Regions from separate parts of the Mus musculus genome. Here region 2 is linked to region 1. The links are chromatin loops, found by intact Hi-C in ENCODE. Cell type or tissue: left cerebral cortex. All regions are shown on one strand. Links, peaks and the distances in the headings refer to the core of each region. The heading gives the core; the rest is flanking DNA.

The links. Peaks named below come from ENCODE experiments on the same cell type or tissue, not always from the same donor. Only the 100,000 strongest peaks of a DNase experiment are listed, where the experiment ranks them.
Region 2: a loop joins it to region 1, with 3 times the contacts of the local background. A loop is called at or near these places in 5 of 42 quality-filtered maps.

The regions. Positions count from the first base shown.
Region 1 is chr4:17,850,859-17,867,369 of GRCm38, forward strand. Mmp16 (matrix metallopeptidase 16) reads left to right here and starts at 2,434. Exons shown (of 11, transcript NM_001379519.1): 1 at 2,434-2,629; 2 at 2,788-2,994. The coding sequence starts at 2,863. In left cerebral cortex, for the core only: a CTCF peak has its summit at 10,091; a DNase peak (open chromatin) is centred at 10,106.
Region 2 is chr4:16,377,574-16,394,084 of GRCm38, forward strand. It overlaps the pseudogene Gm11864. Among named protein-coding and RNA genes, the nearest start is that of A530072M11Rik, 220 kb to the left of the region's middle. In left cerebral cortex, for the core only: no CTCF peak of the experiment used is centred there; DNase peaks (open chromatin) are centred at 5,672 and 6,495.

The DNA of each region.
Region 1 (16,511 bases), core at 9,127-11,626:
AATCTCATGAATAATTTTAAAGATTCCCTTCTCTTTATATGTATTTACATTTATCTGACTGGTATCTTATCTACATATATGATGCACCCTTTACATACTTCCACACTTAAACGTCCCTCTTTCTTCCTTGCAAATTTTCTTAGAGAAATCCCTCACCCTCTCCTCCACTTCCTTGATAACTGTCCTCTAATATTCTGGCTCATTTAGCAAGTCCTTCACAAATTAGAGTTCTTTCCACAAATATTTCTTTTGGAAATGTGTATCAGTGTTTCCACAGCACCTATATGACTAAGAAATGTTTTAAAGCTGTCCAAATTTGCATCTTGTTAGATATAGTGGCATACAAAAATGTTTGTGTGTGTGTGTATGTGAACATGAATGTGCACATGCCATGTCAACAATGTCATTGAAATGGCAAAGGAGAATACCAAGAACCCATCTCTATTGCAAACCACTCTAATACCTTGAAAGATTCTCTCATGAACTTACAGTTCTAGGATTTTCTTTCAGCTTGACCAGAGGCAAGCAAGTCCCAACAATATATACAAGATCATAGATATTGTGAAAATTCAATGAAATACTATGATGGGAAATATTAAGCAAATTTAACTGGTTCCAGTATGTGGCCTAGCTTCTTAATATGTCTTCACCACCCAAATAAACACACACACACACACACACACACACACACACAAATATTCACACACACACACACACACACACACACACACACACACACACACACACACACACACACACTCACACACTCACACACACATACACACCATGGCAGATTGTTAGAAAGGGCTCCCTGAGCTCAACTCAAGATGCTGGGTACATGCTCCACAGGTTTTAGCAAAGCAGTAACAAGAAACTTCTAGTCTTCAGCCCCTCCTCCACTCTCCAAATTTCATATACAAATTATTACTGTTGAATGCAATGTTTGGAAAGCTATTTTTTTCCCAACATTTTCCATCTGTTTACTAAATGTGACCTCCTGTGTTCTACTTCTTGCTTTACTGACTGACCATGAAATACATCTTGTCAGTTCTCTTTCCCATTTTGCCTAGGCAGCTGTCAGGTACCTGGAACAATGCTGGCCTTTGCTTTGGCTGCTTTTCCCTCCTGTGGGCTCCTCTCTTCCCCTCTACTGGCTGCCAAGGAGAAGCACATTTATTGGCCAGGCCCCCAGACAGATGCCTGCCCTACTCCCTTCCCCCTTTCTCTCCAGCCAGAAGTCACCTGCCAAGGGCTGGTGTTTGCTGCCTCCCCTGTCCACCTCCTCACACTGCTTCTGTTCAGCTCCATTTTTGCACCCTCTTCTGAAGTTCTCTGGTTTTGTTTGCCAGCCTGGCATACCAGCAGTCTCCAGCTAGCTCCTGCAGTTCTCTGGGCTCTGGATTCCCTTCAGACCCCCAGGCCTCTCTAATTTGCCCCCAGCATGCTGCCCATGTCAGCTGTTCACATTCATAATCCCCATTACCACCTTTGAGGTGGTGAGTGCTCCCACTTTCCTCAGCTTCTATCCATGTTCTACTGCTGTCTTCTCTCCAGTGACTCAACCTTTTTTCTCAGATGTAGTAAAGACCACATCTTTGGAACCCCTGCATTTTGATGAGTGTTTACCACTCATTTGATGAGGGTAGTTTCATTCTGGCTTTGACTGGTCTCCTACCAAAAACCTGTGCCTATTTCCTGAGCCTATAATGTTTCTGTATAATGTTTCTCCTGGGAGACAGGAGGCCACAGACTTAAGGGACCCTAACAAAGTTTTTGATGGCAGAAATTTGCCATCTCGGTCTTACAAACTTGGTGAGTCTGGATAACTGACCCAGACTACCAAGCACCACACAGGAACCTGGGTGTACTCCTGATTTCCAGCACTAGGGATCTTTTTGAACATCTTTAACTAAGATGCTGAATACCCTTCAGGACCAGGCCCAGACTGCTCCTCAGCTTCCACACGGGTCCACAGCCCAAGCCCCACCCAAGTTCTGGTTGGGGAGGGGCGCACTTGTTTTTAGATGCCTGGGCAAGGGGCAAGAGAGGTGTAGCAAGAATCGATTTTCTCTAGTGCTAGGTACCAGACATCTAGATGAGGGACAGGTAATAGGGAAAAAGAAGAGTTCGTCACGAACTAGGGCCTTTCGCAAGGGCCCGGTACCCAATCCAGTGTACCAGTATCTAAAAGGCATCCTTGAGTCTTCTCCTTTAAGAAGCGCGCCTGCGTGTGTTTCGGGTGAGTGAGTATGTGTGTGTGTGTGTGTGTGTGTGTGTGTGTGTGTGTGTGTGTGTGTGTGTGTGTGTGTATGGCCGAGCGCGTGCGCGCGCGTGTGTGGTTTGAGTGTGTGTGCGCGCGGGGCCCCCAAGATCCCCGCAGACCCCGGGAAGGAGGAGTTATGTAGATTACCGATGAACATTCTGGAGGGGAGCAGAGAGGAGGGAAGGAGCAGTGGAGGCAGTGAGCTGGGAGCGGCTGAGGCCCTTCCCGCAGAAACTGGGGGCACCGGCGGCGTAGGAGGTGGAGAAGGCGGAGGACGCACGGGCTGGAGGCGGCGGCTGCGACTCGGCGGCGCTGGGAATCGGAACCGCGGGTGAACTTGGGCGCCACGTTCCGGGCGACGGCCGGGTGAGGATGGTGAACACTTGCCGCCGCTGACCCTGCCTTTCCTCTGTTTCTCCCCGGCTGCCGAGCCTGGCGCCCATCCCCATCCCTGGACGGGTGGGTGAACCTGCAAGCTTTTACCCACCCCAGGACTGGATTTTTTTTTTTTTTCTTTTTAAAAGGAAACAGGGAGTGGACATTCGGAAAGAGGGAGAAAACGCAGGGGAGCTCGTCCATCCGTTGAGGCACAGTTCACTATGATCTTACTCGCATTCAGCTCTGGAAGAAGGTTGGATTTCGTGCATCGTTCGGGTGTGTTTTTCTTGCAAACCTTGCTTTGGATTTTATGTGCTACAGTCTGCGGAACGGAGCAGTATTTCAATGTGGAGGTAAGAGTACCATGCTTCCATCCTCTTGCTCGGCTGCTCCCTGGAACCTTTCCTTCACTTCTTGGATCCTTGAGGCTCAAAGCACATTGTTTCTCTTTCCAGTCAGCAACCAAAACCCTTGTTGAGTTTGCCAGGGTTCTAAGTGATGGATGCCTGGAGACCAACAATCCGTTATCCCCAGCTGCACAAAGCACCATGCTGCACGCTCAGAGACACATTGTAGCAGACCGGTGCTGCTTAGCCAGGAAAGAGGCAAAGCTCTATGTAGAGCAAATGTGTAGTTTTATAAGAAAGCTTGAGTTTATGCTGCATACATAGCTAGGGAAACCACATTGATGGTTGGCATCATGTGCCTGGGTATTGTTCCTGCAATATTTCTCCTTGTGGTCTGTGTCTAACAAAGGGAGGTAAAAATCAAAGAATCCAAGGAGAGTATGGGAATACTTGATATGCTTAATAACATCACTTTGTGATAAAACACTCAAGCAGACAGTGTCTTTCTATTAGACCTAACTTAATACGCTGTAACTAGATCTAACTGTACAGAGCACATGAAATCTATCTCCTCTAAGAGCCTACTCTCTCTCTCTCTTCCCAAGAGACTGGAAATAAATGTGGCCCCTTCTAATAGTTTGGAGTTGTGTTTTAAATTTGATTTCACACTGACATGACAAAGCCTAGACATCTTTGGTTGCCATTTGTTTTCCTGTGGTGCCTTTGGGAGCATATAGCAACAGCAGTGGGCAACTTAAGGAGAAGGACTTGTCAGACCTTCGTGAAAGTGCTCTTCCTGTCATCAACTGAGCTCTAAAGCTGGTCATGTGCAGTGAGTCGAGAAAAGCTGTGCACACCTGGGCTTTTTGTTGCACAGTTCCTTACACTAAAATTGCACTTAAGGTGGGGGGTGTGGGAGGGTCTGGGTAACACAAACTTCCCGTAGTTATCACAGCTTTATATATCTCAAAAAGAATTACCAGTGAATTAGCACCGATTGGTGTGGTTCTTTGCGGTTGCAAAGAACTGGCTCTTGTTCCTATTGTGTTAGGAGCTCCTGTTTACACAATAGTTGGACCTGTTGCACACGGTTTGAACATGCTTCATGGAACCAATTTATAAGCAAAGTGTTCATAATAAGTGCCAGGTGTGGAGGTAGAGTCTTCTATGGACTGTACTTTGGACTCCATATAACGGGGCAGAAGCAACGTATTTGAAAAAGTAAAAGCCAACATCACAGGAATTAAGGAAGTTTGCAGATGTTAAGTAGGGATATGTTTTAAAGAAACCACAATTTGAAAACCACACAATGGATTTTTTTTTTTTTTACATAAAAGCAGCAATGGAAAGCAGCTGAAGGTCCAGACTTTTCTGGATGACAAAGTTGAACTTTTGGAATTAGCTGTCATTATGGATTGTGTACTAACATTTAAATGAGTAGATAATTTAATTGCAATAGAGGAATGACTAGTTCATAGGCTGAAGGAATGAAACTGGCAAGCTGTTGTTAGTAATGCTATATACAGAACAGGCTGTTGCTTGGTGGTAGAGGATACTGTGATGTGGGGTGAGGCATAGTAAGTCCTGGTTAGCATCTTGCTTCCTGTGAGAATCTGAGGCTGAGTGGATAGCTGCCTGCTAGGAGAACTCTTAACTTACCATTGCAGGATTAAATGACATCAATGTTTTGATGATTATTAGGTTTGTTTTGTGAGGCTAAATCTAGGTTAGATTGTATTACTTTATATTGGAATCTCTCAGTCAGTTCAACCGGATATTGTTACCTGAAAGAGGTTGAGATACTTTTATAAAGATGATTTCTTCATTGCGTTTCAAATATCTCCTTCCATCTCTCAAGGTTTATGTGAAGAATAGTTTGCAGAGCCACTTTTCCAATTTTAGGGCATTTGAGTTATTTCAACCATGCTTATTAAACAATTCAAAGATTTAGCTGACAGATGAAAGAGTCATGTGCCCTCTGAGACCTTAGTAAGCTTACTTAACACAAAGGGACTTTTCTAATGATTTATAGGAGATTGTGTTTCATAGTTTGCATTATTTCCAAATAGCTTTTTAAGCTCTTTAGCACTTCTTTGGTTAGATGTCTAGGCTTCACACACACACACACACACACACACACACACACACACACACACACACACACACACACACACACAAACACACACACACAGATTCACACACATGTGATATTATATCAAGTAGCTGATAGTAAAATCAAATTATCATACAGTATCTAAGATAATAGAACAATTTCTTACTTGTGTTTGTGCCTGATGAATATTTACTCGATATCTCTTTGTAATAGGAAATGCTAGCGGAAAGAATATTGCATTACTTTCCCAGAAGAAGCACTTGTACCCTACACTCTAGTCTTGGCTGCAAAACAGACACAAAAAGCATGCTTTATTCCATTGATTCTCAAAAGCAAGCCAAAAAACCAACCAAACCAAACCAAACCAAACCAAACCAACCAACCAACCAACCAACCAACCAAACAACCAAATATCCAGCAGTAGTATCAATCATGCTTTAGGCTCCTAGTATCCTGATTTTTTTTCCCTAATATATACACTAAGTTATTAAGTTGGACCAGAGCTTTGGAGAGATTCCATTCATGCTGACAACTAAGATTACAATGTTTTATTCATTGAAGAACTTAATTTTTGATCATTCCCATACTTTTTATTTGTATAATTTAAGGTTAAAAGGTGCCTGTATTGTTTTTTTTTTTTTTCTCCCTATAGAAGGGGTTGGGCAGAGGTATTCATGTCAATTAATTCCTGTCTGATTTTAAGAAAATAAAGATTTAGAATGTCCTATTTTTAGAATGGGTGGTAGAAAAAATAATATTCTTATGGAAGCCAGTGATAAAGGTATTTTTGTGTGGTTTTGAAAAAGCAAATAGAGTATCAAATTAAAAAACAGATACTCTCAAAGATAGTACTATGGGTAGATTGCCTGTGTTTCTCTATTGCTCCTTAAGTCATCAGTGCATATTCGTCACTGAGGTCTCTCTGTATTCTGGAAATGGTAATAGTGTAACTCAGCACATTTCAGAGAAGCAGCATGACTGATATTAACCGAAAGTCAAAACTGCTGTCATTGGATAACAGTCTAAGGCTCAGGTACTCATTGGTCAGAAAGCTGAGGTTGTCATTGGTCAGAAGCAGCTAAATTATTAACAAGAAATTGTGAGTTAGATCCTATACTCTTGGAATCATTTTATTCTCAACGTCGTTACTAGGAATTGGAGATTTCATGATTTTTGAGTCTATTTTTTGGGTGCATACATTCTTTGTTATGAAATTTGAATTACATTTTAGTTTTGATGGCAATAACTTATTAACTTGGATATCATGTCATATATATTAGCAGTTGTAGATTGAATTTTGAACAGCAATGCCTGCTTGCTAGGAGGAAAAACATTGAAAGCAGGATCCATGGTGAAAATAAAGCATGTGAAACTGAACTATACATAGAGCAAGTTGACAATGATGATTACAGTTTGGAGTCAAAATCTTGAGGAGCCAAAGTTTGATTTTCTTAAATCAAAGAAGATTTCATATTAATCATTCATTAAAAATGTTACAAACTGTGACTGTAATTTTTTTTTTCATTTTCTTATATTTGTTTATACAACTGGTTGTGTTCTCTTCATCATTTTCTGGTTTGTTTCATCTGTCTGAAAAGGTCAAAGTTTCATTTGGATAGTTGTATACTGCATTTGAAATTGCCAATAATTGATTATGAGAGATTTTAAGAGATAAAAATACATACATTTTATAGATTTAAAAGTACTGTATGTTGAGACACTTCTATTTCCTATTTCTTGCTTTCTACTTCATTTAATCTTCCACATTCACTATTTAATTAGCTCACAAAAATATATCCAGATCTAACTTCTACCTACAACATACCATGAGTCTGTGTCATAGTAGCTGATAGCTTATCTGCAGCAGGGACCCTGTAACTAATTTGTAAGTGTGTGTACCTGTTATAGGACTGTAGGCAGAATGAACACTCCATGAGCTGCTCATTTGAAATGTTTCAGAGGGACAGAATCTACAACCAGGAGACCAGAAGTTACAGTTCTGGGCTCTCCAGCTTCTCCCTGTGTCTCACATTGGCTCTGCTTTTCTCTCTGGAAGTTGCCTGGACAGGCGTTGCCTAAATCTAGAGTTCTTTCAGAAGTGTTTATAAAGGTACACAGACTGGGGAGGCACATTTGTTCTGACAACCTCTTGAAACGTCCACTGACATTTGAAGTCCATCTCTGTGGGTTCATCTGGATTTTTTTTCAGACTCTTCTAGAAAATTAATATCAAGTTATATTCAACATCTACTTTCTTACTTTTAAAATAAATTTAAAAGGGCTGTATATGGAGTTTCTACTTATTTAGGGTATGTAGTTACTAAGGAGAAAATATTAATGAACTTGTTCAGTTTAAATTTTTTGTTGTTGTTGAATTGTTATTACATGTTGATTTATTTCATTTTGAGACACTCTGCAGCTATTCACAGTGTATCTTTTCTGAAGATTTATGAATGACTAATTAGAAGTTTTTCAGGAATGTACTGATAAAGAACACCACTCCTGACACTAGAGTTCCTGCCTTCTATAAAATCCCATTGCTTCTGTTGGAACACTTACAGTCTCTGGAAGATACAGTTTGCATATTTGAAAGATGATACTATTTTCTTTGTAGCTTATTTTGATGTTTGAATGAATACTATACTGGCATATATATTATAGGAATAACTTCTTCACGTGATTAAACAATATATATCTACATATATATGTGCATGTATAGATGTATATTTATATTTAGACATCACTATTTTTAGTTGTAAATCAATGTTGATACAGAGGACATTGACATGATAACAGCAAATTACATAATAGTCGATCACAGTCAGCCAGTCTGAAAGATGTCATTTAAATATCGTTTCTATTTTTGCATTATAATGTCCTGAAATCAATCATGATAACATCAGTACATTTTCTTCCTGTGTTTTTTTTCCCTTAGACAGTTTAGCTTAAGAACGTGATTTTCACATTTTGTCATGTCATCTGTTACTATCATAGAATGTCAAGTACTGCTTACACCTTCCATTACAAGGCAGAGTTTGCTCAAATCTGTTCATAGTTAAAATAATACCATCAAAAATAGTACTTTATAATTCAAAGAGCATGTGCATTTGTATCCACTTAGGGATCAAGTGATTTATAGACCAATCATAATCAAAGCCTCAACATCAAGTTTCAAGACAAGATAGAAAAACAAAAACAAAAACAAAAACAAAAACAAAAACAAAAAAAAACAAAAAAAAACAACGTTTTCCATGAACACAGAGAGATAATAAGTTTGTCTTCATGTAGCCTTGGGGATGACAATGCGATCCCTAGTGGAATGTTGTGGATCATGGAGTAGACATCTAGGACAATGACATCAAGTCTGGTGTTTTCAGTAACTGCTTTGAACATGGTCAAGCCATTTTTCATTGACATTTTCTAAAGAAGCAAGTATTAAAATAAACTGCCAATAATGCTGTGATGGTTTGTATTGATTGCTAACTTGACAAGATCCAGATCTCCTTGGAGACAAACCTAGGATAAGTCTGTGAAATATTTCTCTAGATTGACTAATTAGGGTGGGAGATCTATGCTAAGTATAGACTAAGTAAGATAGGCATAGAAACTGAACACCTGTTCTCACAAGTTCTGTTTTTTCTTCCACAAGTAACTATATATTCAGTGTGTGAACCCAAATAAATTCTTCCCTTAAGTTGTTCAGGCATTTTAATACAACAACCAGAGGAAACAAAACAAAACAAAACACCCTCCTTCAAATAGGCACAAAGGGCCATTTTCAAACTTACAGTAGCTAGTCTCTGTTTCATTATCTGTTGTATATATAGCATGGATATATTGTATATTTACCCATGATATATCAGGGGTGGTATATGCATACATATCACACAATTTGAGAACAATTTAGGTTTAAAGGTAAATATTTCAAATTTTCTCTAGATTGAATGCCTTTGAGCTAAGCACGGTTATGGATTACATGTAGCCACATTATCATCTCTAGCAGCAAAGTGATACAAAATGATATTTCATTCTCAAGTATCATTCCAATCTTGTTACTAATAAAAGCACTAGGCTAAAATTAATTTTTTTACCAAGGTAGCAAACTTTAAAAATAAATATTAAAAGCAAGAACATGTTATCTACAACAGAATATCTGTCATAAGTGGTACATTTTTAAGAAAAAAAAAGGAAGTTGGAATATGTTGTGTGAGTTTCTTGAGGGTGTATCTCAAAATGGATACCTATCAATCCATTCATGCACCCATCCATCAATCCATCCATCTTTCCATCTATCCATCCATCCATCAACATACCCATCCATCCATCCATCCATCCATCCATCCATCCATCTATCTATCTATCTATCTATCTATCTATCTATCTATCTATCTATCTTTTTATGTATGTATGTATCTATCTATGTATCTAAATATTTATCCATTCTATCTGTCAATAATGCATGTATTACGTATGTATGTATGTATGTATGTATGTATGTAAGTGCCTAGAGAGCGGATATTTATCATATCTGCCTTTCAGGTTTGTTGTCTTACTATCTCCTATCTATGTATCATGTGTGCTCATTTTGCCTATTGTGGAAGATAATTTTGACATATCATCTGACTGCTAGTTTATCTTTCTCACCCCATATTTAATCTTGAGCCTGAGAAATATTTATTTCTTAAAATATGCAGCTAATATAACCAATGAGAAATTCCATGCAAAATGATAAGTGTTAAATAATTATGTAAGTAATCCCAAAGAAACAAAAGTTATCTTACATTACTTTTCCTTATGAAAGTTATTTGTAGAATTTTGGTATGATTTTTGAAACCATCTTTGATTGATGCTTCCTGTCATGTAACAATGAGTTTATGATGTTTCAACACCTACACCGCTGGTACACTGCTTTTTTAATGTTTGGATTTGTTAGCAGCTTGGTGAGCCATAAAATAGGTTGATTAAATGTGACCTCTGAGTGCAGTATATGAAAAGAGGCTAGAGGGCACAATTGAGCTGTCTACTAAATACTATCGTGGTTTAGAAGAATTTGGTTTGAAAATCAAAGAAACTAGGTAGAATCTGATGTCACCCAAAGACTCATAGACAATCAAAGATTTTTTTATTGTAAGCACATAGCTCATGATTTAAGATGTCACTTGGCCTGAATGGCCATCACTTGGAACCAAGAATTGCATATTTCCTCAATTCAGATGCAAATTAATGTTTCTTTGGGGGAAAAATGATGTTTTTAGCCTGACAGAGTGCTAAAGAAGGTGATCATGTAGCATTGCTTTATATATTTTTTTTCATGGTTGTGGCAAAGGTTATTATAATCTATGTTTTCAATGACTGCACTTGCTTTTGGTATGACCAAAATGAGTCATGTACTTAGAAACGAGGTGGATAAGTTTAGTTTGATAATACCTGCTATACTCTGTGTTGCAAACATCAAATTTTAAATGTACAAAAAGGTTATTTAATCCTTTGATATCTACTTGTATTATTTTCCTAGTATTTATTATATGTATATGACTATTTTCCAATAAAGACAGGTTTTGAAATACAGTTTATGCTATTGTTTTTATGATGACAAAGAAGTTATTCACCAAATTATCAAATTAACTTATTTAAACAGGAGATTCAGTAGTCTTTCAACTTGAAAAGCTTATAACTTATAAAAATGATTATTATATGGGAGAAGTATGTAAATAAGAAGACATTCACTAATACATTAGAGAGTACCAACATTTAATTAAGGTATAACCTACTCACAAATGCAATTCAGGTTTTAGAAATGTGTTTTAGTCTAGTCACTTAAGTGAGATATGGATAAGCAAAATAAGCTATGTTTTCAGGAGAGATAATTATTGGAAGAATGCAAGCTATTTAAAGGAATGAAAATTTCAACTATTTGCTTTAGCTATAGACAAGAGAAGGCAGAGAAATATCCTTCTAGGGGAAGCTGGATGCTGTCATTAATGGCATTTCATGTCTCCAAATTGTGTGCACTTGATGTGACATGAGTCACATGCCTCAGCACATGTCTGAAATAATCAAACTCAGTGCATATCACCAGAAGAATTTTTCTATGGGGACTTTTCAGAGCAGAATCACTGTCATGTGATAATCGTTTGTAGTGATTGATATTTGTGTTTGTTTTAGGTATCTATCTTTTGTGCATTCATTCTTTCTTTAAACATTTGCTTGCCTGTTTCCTCTCAAGTGTCTTGGGGCACCTAGTATTTTCAGAATATTTCTGAATCTGCTTTACAAGTTGGAAAATGTTAGGAGAAGCCAAATGTCTACTCCTCCTTTCTTTCAGCATGAGTTAAATGAAACAAATGCAAGTAGGTAGCAGAAAATAATGAATGCCCAGTTGCTTGGATATCCTTGAGAACAAATTTAGTCTCGAATCCCGGCCAATTACAGATAACTCCATTTGTATAGATTGAACATTCTTAGTATAGCAGCAAATTTTCTTATGCCACTGACTGCTTTGCACCTGTATGGGATTAAGGATAATAGTTTACTCCATGGGTAATTCAGAATTAGGCAGCAACATTTGCTTCCAACAGGTTTGCCATTTTCTTTCTTTTTTAAAATTAATTTATATTTTACACTCAATATTCTATTTGCTGCCCCCCTATCACCCTCTGACTGCTCCACATCCCACACCTCCTCTCCACTCCCCCTGTATGCCCCACCCCCACCCCACATGACCTCTAAACTCCCTGGGGCCTCCAGTATCTTGAGGGTTAGGTGCATCATCTCTGAATGAACACAGACCTGGAAGTCCTCTACTGTATCTGTGTTGGGGGCCTCATATCAGCTGGTGTATGTTGTCTGTTTCATAGTCCAGTGTTTGAGAGATCTTGGGGGTCCAAATTAATTGAAACTGTTGGCCCTCCTGCAAGATCACCCTTATCCTCAGCTGCTTTCTGCCTTCCCTAATACAAAAACAGTGGTCAGCCTCTTCGTCCATTGGTTGGGTGCTAATATCTGCATCTGACTCTTTCAGCTGCTTGTAGGGTCTTTCGGAGGGCCATCATGATAGATCCCTTTTTGTGAGTACACCATAACCTCATTAATAGTCTCAGGCCTTGGAACCTCCCCTTGAGCTGGATCCCACTTTGGGCCTGTATCTGAACCTTCTTTTTCTCAGGCTCCTCTCCATTTCAATCCCTGTAATTCTTTCAGACAGGAACAAATATGGGTCAAAGATGTGACTGTGGGATGGTAACCCCATCCCTCACTTGATGCCCTGTCTTCCTGCTGGAGGTGAGCTCTATAAGTTCCCTCTCCCTACTGTCAGGCATTTCATCTAAGATTCCTCCCTTTGATTTATGAGTGTCTCTTACCTTCCAGGTCTCTGGTGCATTCTGGAGGATTCCCCCAACCTCCTATTTCGTGAGGTTGCCTGTTTACATTCTTTCTGCTGGCCTACAGGCCCTCAGTCCTTTTCCCTCACCCAATACCAGATAAGATTCCCCCCTCTTCCCCACTTCACACCCCTATTCCTTCCCTTTTCTCCCCCCTCTCAGTCCATTTTCCTTCCCAGGTTCCTCCCTACACTTGTGATTACTTTCTTCTTTCTTCCAAGTGGAACTGAGGTGTCCTCATTTGGGCACTTCAGCTTTGTTGAGCTTTTGGAGTTCTGTGGACTGTATCTTGGGTATTCTGTACTTTTTTTTTTCTTGGCTAATATCCACTTATTAGCCATTTTCATTGATTGTAAATAGCACATCTTTAATGATAGAGTGTAAACATGTAAACAGTCACTCATCCTTGAGACCGAGAGTAAGAGGAGTTTTACTTCCTATAGTCTCTCTTGTGACTAGAAGTGCAGAAATAGGCACCCTTTGTCATTAGGTACTTACTAGAGAAAAATCTGGGAGATTAGGTCAATGGAATGACCTCCGACTTCAGTTGTTTCAATTTAACCATAAAAGCAATGTTAAATAACAATGAAATGCTTAAACCTTAATATCCTGAATTACCAGGTTTCATTATCACTATAGTGTTGTGAGGTCGCACACTTTCCAGAAACACATTCCAATGAAGTGTTTGGGGGAGAAACCTAGAATTAAAGTACGAAGGTTATGTCTGAAACATAGGCTCCTAAGTCAGTTTAAGTAAGAAATGATTTCCAGGTTCTCAGGAAGGGACATTGGATCCACTTCCACTTATGACATCTTTTATACTCCAATATAAAAATAAATATTTAATATACATAATGAATTCAAGGGACCTGAGTTCATTATGAAAGTTTTACCTGGAGTAAAACTGAATAGAGGGCCTAGATTTGACTGCTTGATTCAACAGTGATTATCTGATAATCAATAAAGTTTTAGTGTTAAATATCCATTATGATTTTTAAGCATTAGAAATGTATAACCTATCTAAGACCTAATCTGACATTCCATATTATGTAAGCTGAATTATAATCTTTTTCTCAACAATTTGTAGCAATGTAGTTTACTACTGAATATGTTCAGAGGTCATAAACATTTCAGCATATTTTATGATGAAATTTACTGACCATTTTAGAAACATAAAAGAAAACTTTCATCAGAGGTGGACATTATGATGACCTGCAGGAAAGCATGTTTGTGTGAAAGACTGTGTGTTTGGGTGTGTCTGTAGCCTGTAGTGTTATATGGTTTTTGATAATTTCTGTATTTATATTTTTATTAGTTGTATCGAAAGTTCAAGATAACAAATATGTAATTTCAAAATGTTCATTTGTAATATAAAGGAAATTTCTTAATAGGGAAGAACATACATACACACGGAATGACAGGAGAGAGAGAGAGAGAGAGAGAGAGAGAGAGAGAGAGAGAGAGAGAGAGAGAGAGAGAGAGAGATATGCTTCAAAATATAATTGAGTAAATCCTTACATCTTATCATAAGGCCTCATATCCAGCCCGTGCTGTAGTTGTGTAGTTGGTGACTGATGCATATGTATTAAATAAGATTTCTGGGTCTTATGATTGTTACTGTGTGTAGCTTTCATGACTCATAATTTATTCATTTGTCTTTTAAAGGAGATTTGTGTCTAAACCAGCTTAGTAGGGTAAACTCTAGATCGTTTTGTGAAATTATCGGTGTTAAGAACTTATCCCATAATGTTTCTGCTTTCTCTTAAATCAGTACATCCCAGTGTGTGTGATAGTTTTAGATACCGTGCCCCTTAAACACTGTAAACTTGAGTGGGTAGAGGTAATGACTCATTCTCCAGTTACTCACATGTAAAACAGGGAAGATAATGATCACATTTGTTGTAACATTAAAGACTTAAGGACAGATATTGAACAATGATGAAATAACATCTTCAGAATAAGAGTTGCTTATATACATTAAATCATATTTTTAATATTGCCTCCCCATGAAAAATAGCTCTCAAAGTGTACAAAACAAATAAACACATGATTCCTAATAACTTAATGTTTAATAGAGGCTGAACTATCTCTAGGAATTGGTACCAAATGAGGTTAACTATTTCTTTTTTTTTAATGCTCTTTTATTTTCAATATTTTTTAAGGTATTTTCCTCATTTACATTTCCAATGCTATCCCAAAAGTCCCCCATACCCTCCCCCCCAGTCCCCTACCCACTCATTTCTACTTTTTGGCCCTGGTGTTCCCCTGTACTGAGGCATGTAAAGTTTGCAAGACCAATGGGCCTCTCTTTCCAGTGATGGCCAACTAGGCCATCTTTTGATACATATGCAGCTAGAGTCAAGAGCTCCGGGGGGTACTGGTTAGTTCATGTTGTTGTTCCACCTATAGGGTTGCAGATCCCTTTAACTCCTTGGGTGCTTTCTCTAGCGCCTCCATTGGGGGCCCTGTGATCCATCCAATAGCTGACTGTGAGCATCCACTTCTGTGTTTGCTAGACCCCGGCATAGTCTCACAAGAGACAGCTATATCTGGGTCCTTTCAGCAAAATCTTGTTAGTGTATGCAGGATATGGCAGTCTCTAGATGGTCCATCCTTTTGTCACAACCTTTTCTGTAATGGTTTTCAAAAGTGTGACTAAGAGGAAAAACTACGTTTGGCAAACCCAGACTCTCAAGATATAAAAAGTTTGGAGAGACTGAGGTGGCTAGAGTTCAAAGGTCAATATCTTAGCATTTCCATTGCTGTGAAGCAGCACCATGACCAAGACAACTCCTATAAAGGCAAACAATTAATTGGGGCTGGCTTAGAAGTTCTGAGGGTCAGTCCACTATCATCATGGCAGGAAGCATGTTAGCATCCAGAGAGTCATGGTGTTAGAGGAGTTGGGAGTTCTACATCATGTTCCAAAGGTAACCAGAAGATTGACATCTTCAGGCAGCTAGAAGGAAGCTCTCTTCTGCAATGGGGAGGGCCTAAGAATAGAAGGAGAACTTCAAAGCCCACCCTCACAATGACATACTTTTTCAAAGAAGGCCAGACTTCCTAATAATACTATTCTTTATGGAACAAGCATACTGAAAGCACCATAGCCAACATCCTGAGAGAAAATAATACAAAAAAGGAACACATGAAAGATCTGTAGAGGTTTCTCTCCTTGTGGTTTCTGTGCCTACTATTGAACTCACTAGCCAGGGATAGGGGAAGCAACCAAATCGATTAGAGGATGTAATAACTGGTTTTTAGCAAGCAATAGCAATAATGCCTGCTCACCTATTCTAGGCAGACTGGAGCATCTCATTTTCAAGGGATACTTGTAGAGTACTCAAAATTACCCTGCCATGGTATGTGGGAAATAACTATGCCTAAATGCAAGAAACTGTTTCTGCTTAACAGTTCGTAAAGTCTGAAGATTTGGAACATTTCTAAGTGACTTATCAGTGAAGTGCCATAGTAGTGATTGGAATAAATAAATATGCCATACCCCAAATGGTAAAACTCTGTGTGTTTGTCATCAAATAACAACTTACTAAGCATCGGGATGATAAGTGAAGCAGTGATAGATCAGACAGAGAAATGTTGTTCATATAATCAGGAAGACCTGAAGCTAGGTCTTTATCACTCACTTAGAAAAGGAGAGTGTGTGATCACCGAGGGGTGAGGGGGTGGGGAGCATCTTCATAGAATCATGGGGAACAGGGAAGAGGAGGGGGGGTTAACGGGGAAGATGGATAACATTTGAAACAAATAAAATAACCAATAAAAGAAAAGAAAAAAAGGAGGTCATAGGAACAGAAAGCTGAATGCCAGAGATGGAGACAGCAACATCCTTGGGGTTTATTGGCTAGTGTGTCCTTCTCCGGAATCAAACTCTTGGTAGAGAATCTATCTTTAAAAATCAGGTGGAAAGTGAATACGGAAGGAATGTGATGTTGTGCTCTGGCCTCCACCCCCACGATAACACACATGAATGTTCTTCCAGAGCATATAATTCATGCATGTGGAAAGAA
Region 2 (16,511 bases), core at 4,662-7,161, 1.5 Mb before region 1:
AGCAACTTTTTGTGTCAAGTTTTAAAATTTATTCTTCTTTCATAAATTACCTCCTGACTTCAGTTTTCTCTCCTTCCTTTCCCTTTGTGCCCTCCCCCTATTTACTCTTCCTCTGGTTTCCTCATAAAATATCAGTCCTCACATGGCTATCAACCAAATGTGGCATATCAAGTTGCTGTAAGACTAGGCATCTTTCCTCTTAGAAACAAAGAATTGTCAATAACAGTAGGTGTCACTATAGCAAAGGAAGCCAGGCATTAAGGATGTCTTTTCTTTCTTTTTCTAGGAAACATCACATTTTACAAGAGAAATTGTAGTCTAATCTGTTGAAGCTAAATGTGTCCATCTACTTACATTGTAGAAGGCAGATTTCATTTAAATTAACATCTGATTAATCAGATCATCATTGATATAGTAAATTTGCATCCTTTCTGGGAAGGTAATTCTAATTTTTACAAACCAAGCTTATGAGTATACTTTCAATTCTATATTCTAGAATTTGAGCCATTTCTTAAAATATTTATTTTATCTTTAATGATGTGTATGTGTCTGTATGTGGGTAAGTGTACATCAATGCATGTACTCATTGGGGCCAGAGATGTTGTGTCTCTTGGAGCTGGAGTTAAAATGGCCATGAGTCACCTATACAGGTACTGGGAACCACACTTCTTCCCAGCATATGCTCTTAATCACTGATCCATCTCTACAGCCCTGAGTCATTTATTCTTAGTAAATGTTCAAAAAATAATTTGATTACATATATTTCCTTACCAATATGTCATTAACTATATAATATCCTTGTACAAGAAAGATATGGAAACACCTGCCTTATAAAATGAATGGTAAGCATGAAATCAATACATTAATTTATGTGTTAAATGAAATTTCTTGATCATCAACCATGTACTGGTTAGAGTAGTTACCAGATGCACATGTGCATGGACCTACTGGTGCTTTCAATCTAGCAGATGCATTACAGGTTTCTGCACATTTTGAATTTTAAATTACTTTTCAAGGGTATGAGTCATAGCATCATTTTTGAATTCACAGGCAGACAGACTCTGTGAGGCTACCTTAGTCTTTTCTTAACCTACTTTGATATCTTCCACATCATATCCCCTTTTGATATTCAGCTCAGGAATTTTGAGAGGAATAGAGGTCTCCATAGACCACAAGGGTAAACATGTTTTAGATCTGGTCAAGAAGGGTTTTATATATAATTATTTGTAGAATTATGACAGACCATACCTTCCACAGGCCATCCCTACATCCCCCTGGATACCATCCTTGTCCTCTTGCCTGTCTCACAATCAGACCTGACACACTGTTGGTTTTGTTTATGCGGTTGTCTTTCATTATTTACTTCTATTGACTAATCTTCCTAAAATGCACCTCTTTTATCTGTTCCTTTGTAAACTCATCTATATTTTAAGACCTAGCTAATTAGCTTTCTTTAATGCTTTCTCGCTGCTATCTTGGTTAAGGTAGTCCTTTGGAATGTTTCTGCATCGTTTGGGCAGTCTTTTGGTTGATTTTGTATAATTTTTCCCCATAATTCTTCACTGAATGCTCTTTTCCACTTACAAGGTGCCCTACCTGTGTTTGAATTTAATTGCCTAATGTGTTCATAGTGATTTGTATGGTCATCCAATACAAGCTACTCAGCACTACTCTGGGAGAAGTCTGTCTTTCTGTGACATGTTAGTGCTGATTTTCAGAGTCCAGTAGTAGAGTACTTCACAGCCTAGGCTCAGAGCCATTTCCATGCTCTACTCTTTGTGTATCAGAAAGGAAGAACTGCATCATCACTTTGTTCGGGTTTGATTTAGGTGATGATATAAGGGCCTTATCCAGGAATATGTATTGATTGAAGTAGGGCCTTTCAGATCATTCTAACTTGTGTTGCTTCTCCTCTACATTCCCCCAACATTTACAGCTTGTGCTTTCATTATCTAATGATGATACTCTAGTTTGTTATATTTCTTCATTGTGATGTGTTTTGATGTGACTTTCAACCTAATACTTACAATTTTACATTCTTTTTTATGAAAAAGGACTATATAATCATGAGTGTACTGTTTTTAATAGCTGAGTACTACTATGAGTGTGTTTATAAAAACAATGAATTTATGACATTTTTAGGCAAATGGATGCATCTGGAGAATATTATCCTGAGTGAGGTAAACCAATCACAAAAGGGCACACATGATATGCACTCACTGATAAGTGGATATTAGCCCAGAAGCTCACAGTACCCAAGATACAATTCACAAACCAAATTAATTTCAAGAAGAAGGAAGACCAATGTGTGAATACTTCGATCCTTCTTAGAAGGGGGAACAAAATACCCATGTAAAGAGTTACAGAGACAAATTGTGGAGAAGAGTCTGAAGGAATAACCATCCAGAGACTGCTCTACGTGAGGATCCATCCCATATCCAGTCACCAAACCCAGATACTGTTGTGGATGCCAACAAGTACTTGCTGACAGAAGTCTGATATAGCTGTCTCTTGAGAGGCTCTGCCAGTGCCTGACAAATACAAAAGTGGATGCTCACAGCCATCCATTGGACTGAGCACAGGGTCCCCAATGAAGGAGCTAGAGAAAGGACCCAAGGAGATGAAGGGGTTTTCAGCCCCATAGGAGGAACAACAATGTGAACCAACCAATACCACCAGAGCTCCCAGTGACTAAACCACCAACCAAAGAGTTGACATGGTAGGATTCATGGCTCTAGCTGCATAAGTAGCAGGGGATGGTATGGCCTAGTTGGTCATCAATGGGAGGAGAGACCATTGTTTCTGTGAAGGCTCTATGCTCCAGTATAGGGGAATGCCAGGGCCAGGAAGCAGGAGTGGGTGGGTTGGTGAGCAGGGGGAGTTAGATGGGGATAGGAGGTTTTTGGAGGGAAAACAGGAAAGGGGATAACATTTGAAATGTAAATGAAGATATCTAATAAAAGAGACGCTTTCCTTGATTTCTTCCTTCTTCACAAAATCTATAACTCAACAAATTTTATTCTTTAAAAAATCACGAGTGTACTGTTTATTTATTAACTTTTGAGAATTTATTACTCAGTCCAATTCTTTTATTTTTTGTATATTGTATTAGTTGGGGTTGTGCTTAGGCTATCGACAGACTGGTTTAATGGCAGAGGCAACTGATTGGGAGGCTCTCCTGTTTTGAATGGAGGACTGGAGAACCAGACTTGGAATAGAAGGGCAGCCTCAGAAGTTCTTAGAAGTAGGACAGAGTTGCATGAGAGCCAACACTGAGAAAGACAAACCCCTTCTTCTCCATTTCCACTATCACTCTCGTCAACACCCAAGATAAATTGACCAGTTAGGCCATGGGCTTGCTTCTTGGTTCTCTTAGATTTATGAATAGGAAGAACAGAAGCTGAAATTCTCCAGTGATTCCTTGGCCTTTCAGAAGACATCATGGATTTTCAAGAAAGAAATGGATAACTAGAGTAACTGATCAATAAATATAATAACAGACTTGCATTTATGTATCCTTGCCCCATCAGAAGGTGACTGGGCTTTTCAAAATTATGACTCTTGTGCTTTTTGTAAAATTATGTATACAATAAGGTTGTCTACTGTGGTGGTTTCTATGATAGCTAACCCCTATCTTCTTGGGCACTTGAATTCCTGGACCTCAGGTGTTGACTGTTTGGGGATGCTTAGGATGTATGGCCTTGTTGGAGGAAGCTTGTCACTAGTCAGCTTTGAGGTTTCAAAAGCCACACAATGTTCCCAGATTGTTCTCTCTTATTGTTTGTGGTTTAAGATGTGAGCCCTCAGCTCTCAGCTTCCAGTTCCAGGAGCTTTGCCTGCTCACTGCTAGGCTTTCTTGCTGTGATGATGAAGAACTCTTATCCCTTTGGAACTGTAAGCCTCAAATCAAATTTCCCTTTGATAAGTGGCTTGATCATTGTGTTTTATCACAACAATAGAAAAATAACTAATGTAACAATTCCTATAGTCTTACATGGTTGTCTTAAGGATTAATTTAAATAAGGTAGAATATAAAAAGAATGGCTATTAAAACAACTGACACATAGTAGGTACTCAATAAATTATACCAATTATGAACTGTATGCATGAAGCAGCAATTATTTTCTTTGCCTTTGAGTAGTTACAGTTGGAAAAGGAAAAAAATAGTAACTAACTTCATTTAAACTTCATACTATCTTGGAATTAAGAAGGGATAATTTTATTATATATGAGGTTTTGAGAAGTTAACATGGGGTCACACAGCTTATAAGTGGCAGGCCTGAGGCTTGGGACAGTTTTTCCTGGAACGACTGCCCATTAACTTGGGGAAATAAATAATGCATAGTTTAGGGCAGTTATTTAGTTCAATTCTATTTGGAATGTTTTACTAAGGGTAACCTGATATGACAGTTAGTATCAGAAAATATCAATACAATCAATTAATGTTTTAATACAATTGTAGTCTAGGGAGAAGGGTGGACATATACAAGCTTTATATATGTAAAACTTTAACTGAAATTCAAGATAATTCAACAAACACAATGATTTTAAATGTATTTCCTTTAATAAGCATAAGTCAAGGAGTTTGGTCTCTGAGGTTCAGTGATTACTAAAATAATAAGCAACTGCTCTCAGGGTGGCTTATATGCTGCTGTATATAAACATCAATACACTCATGAAGAACTTTTAGTCATGGAGGAATCTTCAAAAGAAAGGGCAGAGGGAAGTTTGTCTTGGAAGTTGGTGGAGGGTAATTTTGATGTAGGGTGCTTCTGAGGGTCTAAGTGGTCAGATGTGTTCAGGTGTATGTGACATATGAGAGGAGTATATGGGGCAAGGAGCAGAAGTTGGGCATGCACTGGGGGCTTTAAAGAGTCATAGTAAGCCTGTACAAAAACAGGGAGGTGGGTGCCAAGATACACAGATCTACAGTGAGAGTGTTTAGATCAGTATTACGAGGTTACTAGATGGCCCTAAAGAAGGGAAAACATTGAAGTCAAAGTAGTTTTTGAGAGTTAGGCAATGGAGGAGGAAGTGCTTTGGTCAGAAAGCCCATAGGTTATAAATTTTGGAACAATGGGACACTATGACTTAAGGATGAGAGATTAGGGTTCATGAAACATGCTTAGTAAGAGAGTTGTTTCCTGTGTGGCAGGAGAGTTTGATGCTTCTCAGCATCCTTCTCAGGATGCCACGAGAGGACATCAGGGAAGAAGTAAGCTATCAGGATATCAGGATACCATTTTCTAGGCAGATAGATATATCTGTTTTAGACAGAAAATGCTGGGACCACATGAATGAAGTAGAGGCAGCAAGGAGTTCATTGAACTTCCTTCAAGTAGGTCAGGTGAGCCATGTTGAAGAGCCACCTATGTATAAGACATAGACATTAACATAGATAAGAGCTTTTGACACAAAGAGCTGGCAACTTCCAGCACAAACTGTGTGTAAGTGATAAGAGGAAAGAAGAGAAATCTGAAGATGACTGCAAGGCAAGTTCAGACGGATGCACTTTTCTGAGAGAGGAAGCTTGGTGGTGGGGGGGGGGAAGCTGTGACTGAGTTGGTACATAAGGAATTGGCAGGGCTCCTGTAAATGCTCCTGAGAGCCTCCTGGGAAATCACTGCTGGGAGTCCAGGAAGTTTGGCCTTTGAGAGCACACCTATTCCAGCTAATTTTTTATAATCTGTGAAAAATGTTGTGAATTTTTAGATGTTTGCTATTTTCAAGAAGACAGAAGTTTCACAAGTGTTTGTCAGAACCAACTGGCATTTTCCACCCAAGGAAAGGTTTTCATCTTCCAGAAACAGAATGTTCAGTAAAAGAGAAAGCTACTTGATGATTTCTACTTCCTTTTTCTAGTTCTGGAAGCTGAATTGTTAGACTGGCTCAGAGCTGAGGAATAATATTATAATATTAGGGAATATTATAATATCACCTTAGTGTCTCCAAGAAAATCATCTTGTTAAAATAACCCCTCACTGATAATGAAAAGATATACCAGCCCTGGTATCCCTGCAGGAGGTAATAGGAAAGAGTAGAATGATAGAAATGTTTCCTTAAAATTTATTTTTGACTATTTTGATAGTTCTTACAAAATATCAGATACAGAAGAGTAGGCCTGGGGGGTGATATAAATTGCTAAATAAGAAAAAATGATACCAATAAAAGAGATATTGAGGCCACTAAGCACTTAAAAGATTGCATTTGAAATAAACTGCTCTCTGTTGTGCCAAGCTGGACATCTGAAAATTAAGGGTGGATTTTATGTTCAGTCCCAATCCCTGAATGATTAGGAACTGCTTTTTTTGGTTTTTTGTTTCCCCTACACATCGATTGTATAGTCAATCTTAACACATACATTTTCTCTCTTGAACCATACAGCTTTTTCCTTGTTAATTTGAGGTATAGAGCCTGGGTTTCATGATACTGAATTTACCATCAAAGGTCATTTTTAATTGCTATCTCTTGTGTCTCAGACTGCATCATTGCCTATCCAATGTGACTCAGCCTGGGCCTAGGCACTGACTCATGGAGCACCGCATAGACTAGTGACACAGACTGAGTGTCAGATTATGCCATATGAAACCAGGGAAGAGAAATGAGGCTTCTATTGCCAAATTCCTATCTGACCTTGATGCAGTCTAGAAAGATGAGTTCATTTTTCAGTTTTCATTGTTATCATTACAGTGACTATTAACTTCCTGGTTTATATGAATTTATTCAATTTTGTTTTGGAAGGATGTGGGGTATAGAGACATGCATATTTTTCATAAAATCATCTCACTGTAGTGGAGATGGCTCAGGCTGTGGAGATCTTATGGTCTCTTGGCCTCTGTTTCAGCAATCAGATTCAGCAATTTCCTTTCCCATTTTTCTATGGCCTTTGTATTTCAGACTCACTGTCAGGCACTTATTTACTCCTGTAAAGCTCCGTAGGACAATGCTATTGGCCCTGCTTTGCAGGTTGGGAACTGTCAGTTTTCCAAGGACACACTGCTGATAAGTAATGAGCTTGAGATCTGACCTGTGCTGATCTCTTCTCAGAGCCACTCCTTCTTCAGCTTCTTCCTAAATTTCTTGTCTGTAAATTATGACTGTTATAACACCTATCTTCAGGGGTGTTGTACAGAATAATAAATAGAGCTATGAAGGGAACAGGACCCTACTTACTACATGTTAGGCAACCAATAAGGGGTTGATGCTATTACTAAAACTAATGAAGAAAAATCTTAGCAAAAGTTGCCATAGAAATGAAGCCCTAGCAGGAACAAAACCTTTGATCCTCCGGTGTAAATGAGTGTGTTGTTACTGGCTCTTGAAGCATTTGATAAGGAAGTCAACCAAGGAATAAAAGTTGTGAAATGTCAATTACTGTATATAGCATCTTGTTGGGAAACAGATTTTTCTCTTTCATTTTAAATCATGTAATATTCCATACATCACTCCATGTTGATCCGATAGAGCTTTTACTCTATAATGTTTTCTCTAATGAAAATAAACTTGTGAGATTCAGTAAATGTAGTCTGTACTCAAGGTGGTAGGGGAGAGCTGAGCTTCCAGAATAAGTGTGGAGAGCACTACTTTGGGGCAACAAATTTCTTTTACCTTTGGTAAATGGCATCTAAACAAATACTGGAACACAAGACAAAACCATAAGAGAGACCTAGAGTTTTATAAGAATAGTAACTACAAGGAAAATGTCCTAGAAAATTCTTGATCATGACATAAAAGAGAATAAAAAGCATGTGGCTCTGCCCATTTGTTTTGACTTTTCTGTCAACCAAAGAGAAGTGAAGATATATTGTCTCTGATGAGAAGGGGCATCAAGATAGAGCTTGAATGTTTGAGACCAAGGGAAATATCTCATTAGTCTATTTTTAATTTTTTACTGCTGGGCACTGCACCCAAGTCCTCTGCATGCAAAGCACACCACTCTACCTCTGAGCATCCCCGACTCTTCTTGCTACCTTTCTCCTTTTCAGGCATGGTCTCATTATGCAGCCCTGGCTGGCCTGAAATTTGCGATGTTGATCAGGTGGCCTCAAACTCACAGAGATCTGTGTGACTCTGTTTTTGGATTCCTGGGATTAAAGGCATGTAACATCATATGCAGGGGTTTGTTTTGTTTTTTGTTTTGTTTTGTTTTGTTTTTGATTCACCTTCTAATACTTAAAACCAAGTGCAATTCTGATCAGAGGTGGCACTTGTAACCGATTGTAGACACGGACATTAAATGATAGAAACGATTACTGGGAGCAAGGTTGGTTATAAAGGCAATTGGCTCATGTGGTCTGTGTCTTTCAGACTTCTGAGCTGTATTCCTATGGGAAAATTCAAGTGCCAAAATCAAGAGAAATGAGTAAGGACAGATGCCCATCTTGCTCTGTCTGGTGAATAGTGGAAAATCTAGGGGCAGCTGGACCTCTTGATGGAGATAATCACATGATTGAGTTTAAAGCCATAAAGGAAGGGAGAGGGGCAGAAGAAATTACAGAAGCCATGCCATGGTATTTTTCCAGCACAAGTTGGAAGAATTTGATTGCAGTGAAACTCAGGAAAGAACAGCATTTAGAAAACTGTTTTTCGCAACATAATGTCATCTGTTAGGACTGGCAACCAGAGACTACAGAGTATAGACTACCAAGAGAATGACAGTACTGAAAATGTGTATTTGATTCTTACAGCTGCTCTATAGGACATTCTTATTATCCTCTCTTATCCATGTTAAGGCCAAACTTCACAGAGGCTAGCAAGTCACCCACTATCAAAGTCATTACAAGTGGCTGAACCTGATCTGTAGTTCTTGTTACTTAGTACCCACCTCAAAAATGGTCGGAAAGTGTTGGAAAAAGGCAATAAATGCCTATGGTCAGCTCTCAGTAGTACACGGTCTAGTGGATAAACAGCTCTACTTTGGATGCTTATTAATATTTGAATTTATAAAAGTGGAATTTTTATAATTGTTTTCTCTTTATATTTATTTCCTTGACATTGTGTGGATGGGATATGACTCAGTGCAGATAATCTGGTGTGAGAACTAAAAGAGGGGCCCTGGGGAAGGGAGGGAGGAAAGACCCACGATCTGCCAGAATTCCACCGATGGTCTGGACAGGCAGACATGGGAGAGCTGCCACACGCTTCTCACTCAGCCTGGGGTGGTCATCCAAGCCTCTGACCCACTCTTCAGGGGGCTGACAAGGGGCAGCCCAACCTGGGAGCCCCAGGGCTACTCCCCAAAGCCCCAGGGTTATGGGAGTGAGGGATGAGGGAAGACAGGTTCCCACACCGGCAAGAGTGAGTGCAGCCTTGACGAGCAGAAACTGTCTATGGTTTTAGAGATTTATTATAGAGAGGCAGGGGGAAAGAGAGAAGGTAGAAGAGACAGAGAGAGAGAGAGAGAGAGAGAGAGAGAGAGAGAGAGAGAGAGAGAGAGCGAGCTAGAGAGAGAGAGAGTAAGAGGGAGAGAGGAGAGGAGAGGAGAGGAGAGGAGAGGAGAGGAGAGGAGAGGAGAGGAGAGGAGAAGACAGAGAGGAGAGAGGAGTGAGAGAAGTGAGAGGTAAGAGAACAAAGGAATGAGAGAAGTGAGAGAGAGGAGAGAGGGTGAGAGTGAGGAGTAAGAGAGAGATGAGGAGGGGCCTAACAGCCCCTTTTATGGTCTTTACTGTTGGTAGGTAAGTGGGGAAGAGTTTAGCCTGGAGGTCAGAAGCTTGGGACATTGCTTACATTACTTCTAGCCATGCTTCTCTTGTGGGGGGTGTGGGGGGTGGTACCTTAGGCAGGAACCAGAGTTCCAGGAGCATGAGGGAACGCCTACCGTGTTATGCAGGTGAATTATCACCCTTCCAGAGTTCAGACCTCAGCTCGACTGAAGACCAGCCTGCTTGTGCATAGCCCAATGTCCCACAGTCTGGTAATTTTATTGTGATATATTTTGTTATTAATTGATCAAATTCCTATAATGGTAACCTAATATGAGCCTGGTTATGTATTCAGATTCATATACTCATAAAAGAACTAAGATTTATTTTATAATAGACTCTAGCAGATCTAAGACACCTATGTGAACAAAAAGGGGAAGATAGTTTCCTCAATGTCTAACATCTATGAAATGACTTTTATATAAATCACCTGATATGGGAAAGAGAAGGGAACTAATATTTTGAGACTAAATCTAGCTTGACCCTGGGAGTGTGTATTGCCTGTGTTTTTAAAAATTCTTATCTAACCTGTCTCTAGAGGTAATTATTAATCCTTTCTCTATAAATAAGGAAATCGAGTCTAGGGTGAGTTAAGTAACTTCACAGACAGCAGATAGTGAGACCAGCATTGGTGGCCAGTATATGATAGTGAGAGCAGTGAGTCTTTGCAATTCATGGCCACTCTTACTATATCACACACAGACTGCTTTGTAAACAACACACAGCACCAAAAAGGAGAGGTATCAGTCAGAACTCCATTAGAACAGGAGTTCTAAGCAACTAGGGCTTTGCTTAGGAATGTTCTGGAAGGGTCCAGCCATATGAACAAGTGTTACAGCTGGACTCTCAATTAGAGCTGTGCCACAGAAAGAACAGCTTTGGCTGCTTCCTGAGCTGTCTGGGGAATATGGAGGATGATCAAGTAGAACCATTACCTAAGGAAGTTAAATTAAAAATCTGCTGCTGCTGTGACTGCTTCTGAGTGACCAGGAAGCTGGAAAATGGATGATACAAACATTTTGTAGAAAAGTCTAAGATTTCTATGATAGCAGCCCCAGCAGCTCCAGTAGCAGTCTCCACTGCCTCTGCTGCCAAGAGATAGTTTCTGCCTCAGTTCTGTCTTGCACATGTTGCCTGAGTATGGCTGGAGTCTAACGTGCTTATAGAGGACTAGTTGCAAGGGAATTGGGAAAGTATGTCTCCCTTTTCTAGTTTCTCAACTAGAAAGGAGAGATTATTGACATTCACCGAGTCATTCCACAAAAGGTAACACTATTAGTTGAAATTTGTAATAATGGTAATAATTATAATGTGGACTTTTCAACTTAGTGGACCACAAAATGGAATTGTAACTTAACATTGTGATGGTTATCTGATTTTTAAACTCTTGATATCCACAGTCTCATCCTGACTGAGTAGGACCTTTGCTTTCCACATGGTTCCTGCCTTTTATCAATGCACAAGGCAATTCACGTCTAGCACTGGTTTTATGGTCTACTGGCTGTACTGAAATGTAGTGCTTTAGCAACTCTGAACTTTGACATGTTTATAATGGAATTTAATCTGAAAATATGCATGAGGGAGGCTTGTGAATCTAATTTATAACCAGACTAACTTTCATATAGGTGTTGAACAGCCTATAAAATTAATTGTTGGCCTTGGATTTTGAGGTTAATTTTGTTCTCCTTTAAGAGACATAGTGACTTCAGTAAGTGAACTGAAGGTTAAAATCCCAACTCCTTTAAAGGGACACCTAGCCTTATGAATTTGTATTAGTACTAAAGCTGGCAGAGACATAATATAATTAAAACATATGAAATTCCATTTTTAAATGCAAAGCAATACCCCAAATTACAAACCTTACAAAGGACCTTTGGATAAGCAATCTGTTGTGTCACATCTCACAATGACCTATGGTCTTTCTGTTGTTATTATTACTTTTTAAATAAATACATTTATTTTTATTTATTCAATCGTGTGTATTTTTGCCTCCATGTGTATGTCTGTGCATCATCCATGCATACCTGTTGACTTCAAAGAGTGTCAGATATTCTGAAAGTGGAGTTACAGACAGTTGTTAACTGTCATGTGGATGCTTGGACTTGAACCTGGGTCCTCTGGAAGACATCTAGTGTTTATATCTGCTGAGCGATTTCTCCATCCCAATCTTTGTTATTATGATCAAAAGATATTTTTTTCTCCAAAATTGTGGACTTTTTTGAACTTTCAAAATGCACCTTATTCTGTATTCAAAATACTTTATTCCTTGTCTGTCAACCTTTCACTCATACACTATTTAATGGCATATAGTTCTCCTTGAAGGTACTCAGTTCTTGGAATTAAATGGCAATTTCATATGCCTCACTTGGCCTGGTGGTTGTGTGCTTTAATTAGCATTGGGATATTTTTCAATTTTCAAAGCACTTTTATGTAGACCATAATCCATAACCAAGGGAAAGCACTACTATTCAAATGGATGCTGTACTTGGAAAGTACTTAAGAATTCAACTTTCAAAAGAGTCCTAGAAAAGGCCTGAACAGTAACTTGTGAATTACATGGCAGTAAAAGATGATTCAATATTTTGTACTCCACAGTTTGAAGTGTACTTCAGGTTGTATTTTAATTTTCTTATGAATTTTCCTTGATATGATTGTCAAAATAAAATTTCTATGGGAACTTAAATGTTAATCAGTGACAAGAGACAAAAATACTTAAGGAAAAAATGATCACATTACTCAATTACATTCCAGATAAGAGCCTAGAGCAGAGTGGTCTTTTTTCATGGTGGAGGCATTTTGAGTGCTGGCAGTGCCTTGGTTATGGTATACCGGCATTAGGTACTGGTGCACTGTGAGTCTAAATGTATGGGTTCTGTCGCCATGAATCTGTCCATCTTGATTAGTGCCATCGAGGGAATTGTGTTTAGTGCTGTTGGGGGAACAGTATTTCTGAGTCTATCTTGGTTTGTCATGTTGTCTATGAATGTCCGCGAGGAAAAGGGTGTCCCCGTGTTCACTCTGATCTCAAAGTGCAGACAGATGAGTGTGTTTACACTTGGGTCAAGTTGTATTCTTGCTTGTTTTATTCTTATTTGTTTGTTTGTTTGTTTTTAACACCCCCCCATCTTTTCATTTAAAAAAGTTTTAGGACACATCATACAAGGCAACATTTCCTCCTTCTCCTTCTTGGGTCTGTGGGCGGCTCCTCCACTGGCGCTATTGCTCTCTGAGCCGGTGTTACTGTCACTGGTCCCTTCCCACTCCATACTGTCAACCCCCTCCTGCCCACTCTCCTTTTCCTCAGGAATAGACGTGCCTTCTTCACCATTCTGCTGGCTCCCTGCTTTTTCTTCAAGATGTGTCTCCTCTGTCTCCATTGGGATGCTCTCCTCATCCTTCTTCTCCTGGGCTTGTTCACCACTTGCTCTTCCTCGGGAGTGATGCTGCTCTGACTCTGCTCAGCTTGCTCTGCTGCCTCCTTCTCTCTCCTCCTGCCTCTTGCGGGCCTGTTCCTCCACCTGTGTGCTTTCAGCTGCAGTTTTCTCCATGTTTACTTCCATCTACAGACCACATAACCTTTTAAGTTCATTGTCAAAGGAGTCTGTGCTTTCCTGGGATTTCCTCTTCATTTCCTGGTGTCGTAGCTCTATCTGAAGAAGCTTGGCTTCTAGTTTCTGCCGATGAACCATTAAAGACTGGAGCTGTCACTCGAGGACCTGTGTTCTAGCTGTTGTGACAACCGACCACACATCAAGTACCACACTGTCACTGAGGATCTGACTGATGAGACAGTGGTTTCTCTGGAAACAGGCAGTGGCTGTGTGCTTCATTGAAAAGCCATCATAATCATCTGGATCCTCCACAGACCCTGAATGCTCATATAAGGCACTCCTTTCTCCATGTCAGACTGTCTCTGTTGACATTCTTCCTCTAATGAAGCTTCCTCATGACTTTTTCCATTAATATATGCAAGATAGGCAGGGAAATTGTGGTAGGCCTTCACAGATTCATTGTACTCTACCTTTTCTGCTTCATATTCATTTAAATATGCTTGTTTTTCTTTATCAGTGTGATCTTGCCACATGCCACCAATAATCTTGCCAGTATCCCACAACTTAACATCAGCGTTGGAAGCCTTTACTTGGTCCCGGACCTTTCTGCTGTATCTCATGTAGGGCATCAGTGGCTGATCTGGTGGCTTTGGAGACTTTGGAATTGTAATGCCAGATGACGCCATGACCTTGGTGTTGGTGCCCAGGTTCCCTCACAGCCTGTAGTTGTTATAGGTAAGATGACTATATGGATTGTATCCCACAGACCCTGGTGTACTGGGCGTTTGTGTTGCAGGAGCTGGGGTGGGAGGCGGGGTATAAGATGGTCTTTTGGACATTTTGGAAGGTTAAGTTCTCATTCCTTAAGAATGAATCTGAGACACCACAGGCAGAGAAGGTGGCCAAAATGCCAACTTCACTTCCCTTGTCTTCTTGTTTGTTTTATAAAGCATTCAGTTACCAAAATGAATCACCAATTGGTTCCCCTGAGTTTGGGCCACTTTTCTTCACCACGTCAGAATATTCCTCATGTTATTGTCCCTGTGTCAGAAGCCCAGACTGAGGATTAATCAAGAATGGGAAGTAAAATCTAATGACAATCTCATTCTCAAGTACAAAGAACAAGTGCCACAAAAAGAGTGCACAGTTATAGTAAGGTCACTGACAATTATATATGTTTAAGTGGGCATATATCTGTATCTATTGCAGTGTTATCAACTATATTCCACGTGGAGTACTTTAAGGAAATCTCCAGAAGTATTCTTCCTAAATATCTGTTACTAAATTATTTTATTTATTTACATTTTAAATGTGCCCCCATTCCTAGTCCCCACTCCCAGAGTTCTTCACCCCCTCCCTCTCTCCTTTGGCTCAGAGAGGGCGCCCCCTCCCTTTCCCTCAACCTTCCTTATTTCCCCTAGCATCTCACTTCTGTGGGGCATCAAATCTCTACAGGATTAGGCAATCCTCTCTCACTGAGGCCAGACAAGGCAGTCCTCTGCTATATATGTGCTGGAGGGTCACAGATCAGCCCATGTATGCTCCTTGGCTGGTGGCTTAGTCTCTGGGAGCTCTGAGGGGTACAGTTTAGTTGATATTGTTGTTCTTCCTATGGAGTTGCAATTGCCTTCAGCTCCTTCAGTTCTTCCCCTAATTCTTCCACAGGGCCCCCTTACCTCAGCACAATGGATGGCTGTAACTATCTGCATCTATCTCAGTCAGCTGCTGGTAGAGTCTCTCAGAGGACAGCCATGCCAGGCTCCTGTCTGCAAAAACAATGTAACATCAGTAATAGTGTCAGTGTTTGGTGCCTTCTCACCAGATGGATACCAAGTTGGCAGGTCACTGGATGCCCTTTTCTTCAGTGTCTGATCCTTTTCTGTCCCTGCATCTCTTTTAGACAAGAACAATTCTGGGTCAAAAAATTTGAAGATAAGAGAGTCCCTGTCACCCCCAATGGAGGAGCTAGAGAAAGTACCCAAGGAGCTGAAGGGGTCTGCAACCCTATAGGTGGAACAACAATAGAAACTAACCAGTACCCTCAGAGCTCGTGTCTCTAGCTGCATATGTAGCAGACGATGGCCTAGTCGGCCATCATTGTGAAGAGAGGCCCCTTGGTCTTGCAAACTTTATATTCCCCAGTACAGGGGAACGCCAGGGCCAAGAAGTGGGAGTGAGTGCATTAGGGGAGGGTATAGGGGACTTTCGGGATAGCATTTGAAATGTAAATGAAGAAAATATCTACTAAAAAATTGAAAAAAAAGAGAGTCCCTGTCTATCTACTAGAGGTGGTCCCTTCAGGTTCTATCTCCGTACTGTTGGCATTTTGGCTAAGGTCAACCCCATTGAGTTCTGGGATCCTCTTCTATCCTAGGTCTCTGGGACTTTCTAGAAGTGCCCCCAACCTCCACCCTCTGCAGCTGCATATTCTCATTCATTCTCATGGCCTTCTGGGCTTTTCTTCTGTCTCCTTCCATACTTGATCTGCCACCCTTCTCTCCCTCTTCCCCTTTTCACCCTGGTCCCTTTCTCCCTCTTCCTCTCATGATGATTTTCTTCTCCTTTCTAAGTGTGATCGAAGCATCCTCACTTGGGCTTTCCTTCTTGTTAAACCTCATACACTCTGTGAGTTTTATCAAGGTTATTCTCTACATTTTGGCTAATATCCACTTATCAGTGGGTACATACCATGCATGTCCTTTTGGATCTGGGATACCTTGTTCAGGATAACTTCTGGCTATTATGAATAAAGCTGCTATGAATACAGTGGAGCATGTGCCCTTGCGGTATGGTGGAGGATGTTTTGGGTATATGCCCAGGAGTGGTCTAGCCCTTTCATTAGCAGCCGTGAATTTCATTATTTCCTGCTGTCTACTCCCCTTGGGTATGTTTGCTTCTTTTTGTTCTATATCTTTCAGGTGTGCTGTCAATTGACTAGTATAGAATCTCTCTAGTTTCTTAATGAAGGCACTTACTGCTATAAAGTTTACTCTTAACACTGCTTTCTTGAATTCCATAAGTTTGGGTATGCTGTGCCTTAATTTTTACTGAATTCAAAAAGTCTTTAATTTTGTTATTTATTTCATCCCTGACCATGCTATCATTTAATAGAGAGTTGTTCAGTCAATGAGTATGTGAACTTTCTGTTGTTTTTTTGTTTGTTTGTTTGTTTTTGTTGTTGTTATCGAAGGGTAGCCTTAGTCCATGATGATCTGATAGAATGCATCAGATTATTTCAATCTTCTTGTATCTGTAAAGG